2 separate regions of the Homo sapiens genome follow, and region 2 is linked to region 1. A link is a loop called in an ENCODE intact Hi-C map of the cell type or tissue named here. Cell type or tissue: Caco-2. All regions are shown on one strand. Links, peaks and the distances in the headings refer to the core of each region. The heading gives the core; the rest is flanking DNA. Region 1 has its middle 130 kb from the start of LINC02112. Region 2 holds the start of LINC02112 (long intergenic non-protein coding RNA 2112).

Evidence for each region. Hi-C counts contacts between places; a loop is a spot of excess contacts. Peaks named below come from ENCODE experiments on the same cell type or tissue, not always from the same donor. Only the 100,000 strongest peaks of a DNase experiment are listed, where the experiment ranks them.
Region 2: a loop joins it to region 1, with 2.1 times the contacts of the local background. A loop is called at or near these places in 8 of 110 quality-filtered maps.

Annotation. Positions count from the first base shown.
Region 1 is chr5:10,029,259-10,032,171 of GRCh38, reverse strand. No RefSeq gene overlaps it. Among named protein-coding and RNA genes, the nearest start is that of LINC02112, 130 kb to the right of the region's middle. In Caco-2, for the core only: no CTCF peak of the experiment used is centred there; a DNase peak (open chromatin) is centred at 1,501.
Region 2 is chr5:9,903,375-9,906,287 of GRCh38, reverse strand. LINC02112 (long intergenic non-protein coding RNA 2112) reads left to right here and starts at 2,464. Exons shown (of 13, transcript NR_027112.2): 1 at 2,464-2,763. It also overlaps a transcript of TAS2R1 not described here. In Caco-2, for the core only: no CTCF peak of the experiment used is centred there; no DNase peak of the experiment used is centred there.

The sequences.
Region 1 (2,913 bases), core at 319-2,818:
GAGCAGTCTGTGAACAAAAAGGCGGTTCTCACCTTTACCCCCTACCTGACTTTCTTGATCTCATTCTAGGTATCCAAGGCCCTGGTATTCCCTGTCCACACAGATTTTCTTCCAAGCCCTGTATAGATGTCTTTCTCAGATTTGTCCTGTAGAGGGTACCTGTACCTCTGGTGCATGTGTCCCCCAGCCCTGAGGGTGGCTCAAGTTTGGCTGTTTATAGATAGAAGCAGTGATTGAAGCTTGGATGAGAGGCGGGAGTGGTCATACATAGGCTGGCACATGAGCAATTTTGAGAGCTTAAAGAATCCTTAAACTTGAAGTTTGGCCTTCTGAGTCATTTGAAGCTATATTTGCCAAAGTAGTATAAGAAAAGATTATTTAGGAGTTTGCCTGATTCATGAATAACGTGTACCTATTTAGACATAAAAGCACGTGGGCCTCCATGGTTCTCTTTCCCTGTGAATGATAGGATACACCTGATATTCAGAATACTTAGTGGGGAGAGGGGTGGAATAATATAGCAGAATAGAAGACTCCATGGATCATTCCCTCCCACAAGGACAACAATTTAACAACTATCTACGCACAAAAAAAAAAACCTCATAAGAACCAAAAATCAGGTAAGCACTCACAGTACCTTGTTTTAACTTCATATTGCTGAAAGAGGCACTGAAGAGACAGAAAAAACAGTCTTGAATTGCTGACATCCCCCATCCCCCACCATCTAGCAGTGAGGTGAGGTGTGGAAAGCATTTCTGTGCACTGGGGGAGGGAGGGTGCAGCAATTGTGAGGCATTGGACTTAGTGCTGTCCTGTTACAGCAAAGAGGAAAACCGGAACAAACTCAGCTGACATCTGCCCACTGATGGAACATTTAAACCAGCCCTAGCCACAGAGGAATCACTGATCCCAGCAGTCAGAACTTGGGTTCTTGCAAGCCACACCACCATGAGCTAAAATACTCTGGGGCCCCAGATAAGCTTGAAAGGCAGTGTAGGCCACAGGGACTGCAACTTCTAGGTGAGTCCTGGGCCCAGAGCCAGTGGCCTGGGGGGACACATAAGCTACTGAGACAACAGCTGGGGTGGCTAAGGAAGTGCTGGCATCACCCCTCCCCTAACTGCTGGCTGCACAGCTCACCCACTCGAAAAGAGACCCCTTCATTTTGCTTGAGGGGAGGAGAGGGAAGAGTGGGGAGGACTTTGTCTTGCATCTTGGATACCAGCTCAGCTAGAGCAGAATAGGGTACCAGGCAGAGTCATGAGGCCCCTTTTCCAGGCCCTAGCTACTGGACAACATTTCTAGACACACTCTGGGCCAGGAGGGAACCCACTGCCTTGAAGAGAAGAACTCAGTCCTTGCAGTATTCATCACCTGCTAACTGAAGAGCCTTTGGGCCCTGGATAACCAACAGCCATACCCAGGTACTATGTTGAGGGCCTTGGGTGAGCCTTGGACTTGCTGGCTTCAGGTGAGACTCAGTACATTACCAGTTGGGGGAGCTATAGGGCAAGACTCCTTCTGCTTGAGAAAAGCAGAGGGAAAAGTAAAGGGGACTTTGTCTTGCACCTTAGGTACCAGCTCAGCCACAGGTGCTTAGAGCAGCAAGCAGGCTCTTGGACTCCCTGATTCTAGGACTTGACTATTGGATGGCATTTCTGGACCTGCTCTGGGTCAGAGGGAAGCCCAGTGCCCTGAAAGGTGAGTCCCAGGCTAGGCAGCATTCACCACGGGCTGACTAAAGAGCCTTGGGGCCTTATGGGAACATTGGCAGTAGTCTGGCAGTACTCCTTGTTGCCAGGGGTGGCAATGGCCACCACAGTGGGGCAAGGCTCCTCTGCTTTTGGAAAGAGGAGGAAAGAGTAGGAAGGACTGCATCTTGTGGTTTGAGTGCCAGCTCAGCTGCAGCACAATAGAACGCTTGATAGATTTCTAAGGTTTTTGACTCTGGTCCCTGGCTCCTGGATAGCCCCTCTGGACCTGTCTGGAGCTTGAGGGGAACTTGCCATCCTGAAAAGAAGGACACAGGCCTGGGTGACTTTGGCACCTGCTGATTGCAGAGCCCCAGGGCCTTGGCAGAACCTAGGCAGTAGCCAGGGAGTGGTTACAGGTCTTGGGCAAAACTCAGTGCAGTCCTAATGGTGGTGGCCACAGGGGTGCTAGTGTCACTCTATGCCAAGCTTCACGTGGCTCAGAACAGAGAGAAAGCCTCTGTTTGTTTGGGAGAAACTAAGAGAAAAGAACAAGTCTTTGCCTGGTAATCCAGGCAGATTCTACCGGATCTTGTTCAAGACCATCAAGGTGGTACCTCAATGGGTCTGCAAGAACCACAGTGTTACTGGGCTTGAGGTACCCCCTAAAGCAGATATAGCTTAGATCATAACACCCAAGTCCTTTAGACTATCTGAAAAGTCTTACCAAGAATGACAGGTGAAAACAAGCCCAGACTGTGACGATTACAATTAATACCTAACTCTTTAATGCCCAGACACAGATGAACATCAAGTATCAAGGCAACCCAGAAAAACATGACCTCACCAAATAAACTAAATAAATCACCAGGGAACAATCCTGGAGAAACAAAGATATGTGACCTTTCAGACAGAGAATTCAAAATAGCTGTTTTGAGGAAACTCAAATTCAAGATAACAGAAGAAATTTAGAAATTATCAGATACATTTACCAAAGAGATTGAAATAATTAAAAAGAATCAAGCAGAAATTCTGGAGCTGAAAAATGCAGTTGACATGTTGAAGAATATATCAGAGTCCTTTAATAGCAGAATTGACTAAGCAGAAGAAAGAATCAGTGAGCTTAAAGACTAATTCTATTATTTGCAAATAGTGAACTATTTGAAAATACACAGAAGAGACAAAAGGAAAAAAATATAAAGCACACCTACAGGATCTAGAA
Region 2 (2,913 bases), core at 93-2,592, 130 kb after region 1:
AAAGAAACAGAATTATGTTGGAGAACAGAAATCACATTGCAATCTCAGTCTGAACCAAATCATCAAAACTAAAGGATACATTTCTGAAATACAAAACGAAGAAAGAAGAAACAGCCAAGATGGGGTCCACAAGTCTCTCCTGTCTGGGGGATAAATCTGTGGTTTGGTACCTTGGAACTCCAACTCCTCCCCATTGTTCTTCATTAGTTTCTTCCAGGCCTTCTCACATTCTTTAAATCCCTGTTTTGGCTGTCAACCTGTGCTATATTCCTGGTCTTTCAGCAGAGGGTGGAACAGTAAGTGCAGCACTTTGGAGAGCTCTTGACCTAACGCCTGAATCTAGACAAGAATCTGGGCCAATTTAGGATCATAGGACTACCATGTAGCAGGCTACAGCAATTCCTCATGATATGGAGACTACAGCAGTTTTTTTCTCTTAATCTGTTTGGCCAGCTTCCACAAGTTTCCTCCCCCCTGGGGCTCAGTATCTTGGAAGAATAATATCTGGTAAAATATATCTTCCTGCATGCCACTGCAAGAATCCTAATACATACTGTTAAGATGCAGTACAATTCACTGCTCATCCTGTGGAAAACTGACCAGGTTCAGTAAATTCTATAAGCTCCTGAATACATTTCACATGCTTTTATTTTATTTCTTTTTTAATACTCTTCCTTTCTTAATGTAGATGAAAGTTTCTGACATATCTTTAGTTTTTTCTCTCTGAAGAACTTTTAACATTTCTTTTGAGGCATGTCTACTGGTAGCAAATTCCCTCAATGTTTGTTTGTCTGAGAAAGTGTTGATTTCTCTTTCATTTTTTGAAGAATAATTTCGCAGAGTACAAAGTTCTAGGTTCATTTCTTTTTCTCCCAACATGTTAAATATTTCATTTTACCCTTTTCTTACCTATATGGCTTCTGAAGAGAAATTGGATGTAACTTTTCATATTTGCTTCTCTATACATAAGGTTTTTCCTGCACCTCTGGCTTCTTTCAAGATATTTCTGTGTCTTGATTTTCTGCCATTTACATATGACATGCTTAGGTGCAGGAATTTTTTGGTATTTTTCCTGTCTGGTGTTCCCTGAGCTTACAAGATTTGTGGTTTGATGTCTAACATTAATTTGGGGGAAATTCTAAGCCATTATTGTTTCAAATACTTTTTTCTTTTGTGTTCTCTATTTCTTCTCCTTTTGTTATTACCATTACATGTACACCTTTCATAGTTGTTCCACAGTTCTTGGATATTATGTTCTGTTTCTTTTGCTGTCTTTTTTCTCTTTGCTTTTCAGTTTTTGAAGTTTCTGTTTTAATGTAGTCAAGCTCAGTGATTTTTCTCCTCAGCTGTATTCGGTCTACTAATGAGCCATCAAAGGCATTTTTCCTTTCTGTTACAGTGTTTTTGTTCTCTAGTGTTCTTTTTTATTCTTTCTTGGAATTTCTAGATATCTGCTTACATTATTTATCTGTTCTTACATGCTATCTACTTTTGCTATTAGGGCTTTAAGCATGTTAATTATAGTCTTTTTAAATTCATGGTCTAATAGTTTCAACATCCCTGCCATATCTGGGTCTGTTTTCAATGCTTACTCTGTCTCTTCAGACTGTATTTTTTGCCGTTTAGTGTGCCTTGTCATGTTTGGTGAAATGTGGATGTGATGTACTGGGCAAAAGGAAGTCTTGTAAATAGGCCTTTAGTGTGTGGTGGGTGGTAAGATGTAGGACAGTGTTTCATAGTCCTATGGGTAGGTCTCAAGCCTTAGATGAGACAGGATGGATGTCGGGGGCTGGATTTGGGTGTCCTTTCTCCTATATGTAAGGCTAGAGCTAGCTTGATTGGGGGTATTTTCCTTCCATCAGGTCAATTAGGCTCTGATACATCCCCAGAAGATCAGGCTTTGGTAAAATACTTTATCTTGCAGTCAGAGCTTGTTAAAAAGAGCAACAGGGATATTTTCTGGGGGAAAGTGGTGGCTAGGAGGCAGGACTAACTTGCAGTTACCACTCAGATGGACAGAGCAGGATGTGGAGACCCACATAATGAACTTTTGCTCCAGGAACTACTGCAAGAATGTACCAGAAAAGCCAAAAGAATCCACAGACCCTTTGAAGGAGGTGGATTGCCATTGCAGGTTCTGTGGGACAGCTGAGGAACTGTGAGTCTGCTTGCTTTATCAGCTGGGAGGCTTGTAGCCTGGGGCAGGTTCTCAGGCCTGCTCACTTGCTGCCTGGAAGTAAACTCAGTGCTGTTTGTGGAGCATGGTGAGAGTGAGACTGGTCTCTCTAGCTCTGGGCTGCACAGGAACTGAGTGAGGCCTGTGGTTCCTGGCTTTCCTCCACTTCCCTGGCAACTTGTGTGACACAACAGAGGCAGCCATAATCCCCTTGGGAACACAACTCTGTTGGCCTAGGAACCATACTCCCATCTGTCATGGCAGCTGCAGCAAGCCTCACCCAAGGAGAGTCTGGCTGGAGGCCAAACAACACAAAACCAGCACACTTAACAAAAATATAACCAATGACCCTTGCAGAGTCCACTTAACTCCCCTCCACCAGAGCAGGTGCTGGTATCCACAGCTGAGAGACCTGAAGATGGATCACATCACAGGACTCCTTGCAGACATTCTCCAGTACCAGCCCAGAGCCTGGTAGGTCTGTTGGGTGGCTAGACCAGTATTCTAAGTGAAGTAACTCGGAAATGGAAAACCAAACATCATCTGTTCTCACTCATCAGTAGGAGCTAAGCTATGAGAACACAAAGGTATAAAAATGATACAATGGACTTTGGGGACTTGGGGGAAAGGGTGGGTGAGGGTTGGGATAAAAGACTACACATTGGGTACAGTGTACACTGCTTAGGTGATGGCTGCACCAGAATCTCAGAAATCACCACGGAAAACTTATCCATGTA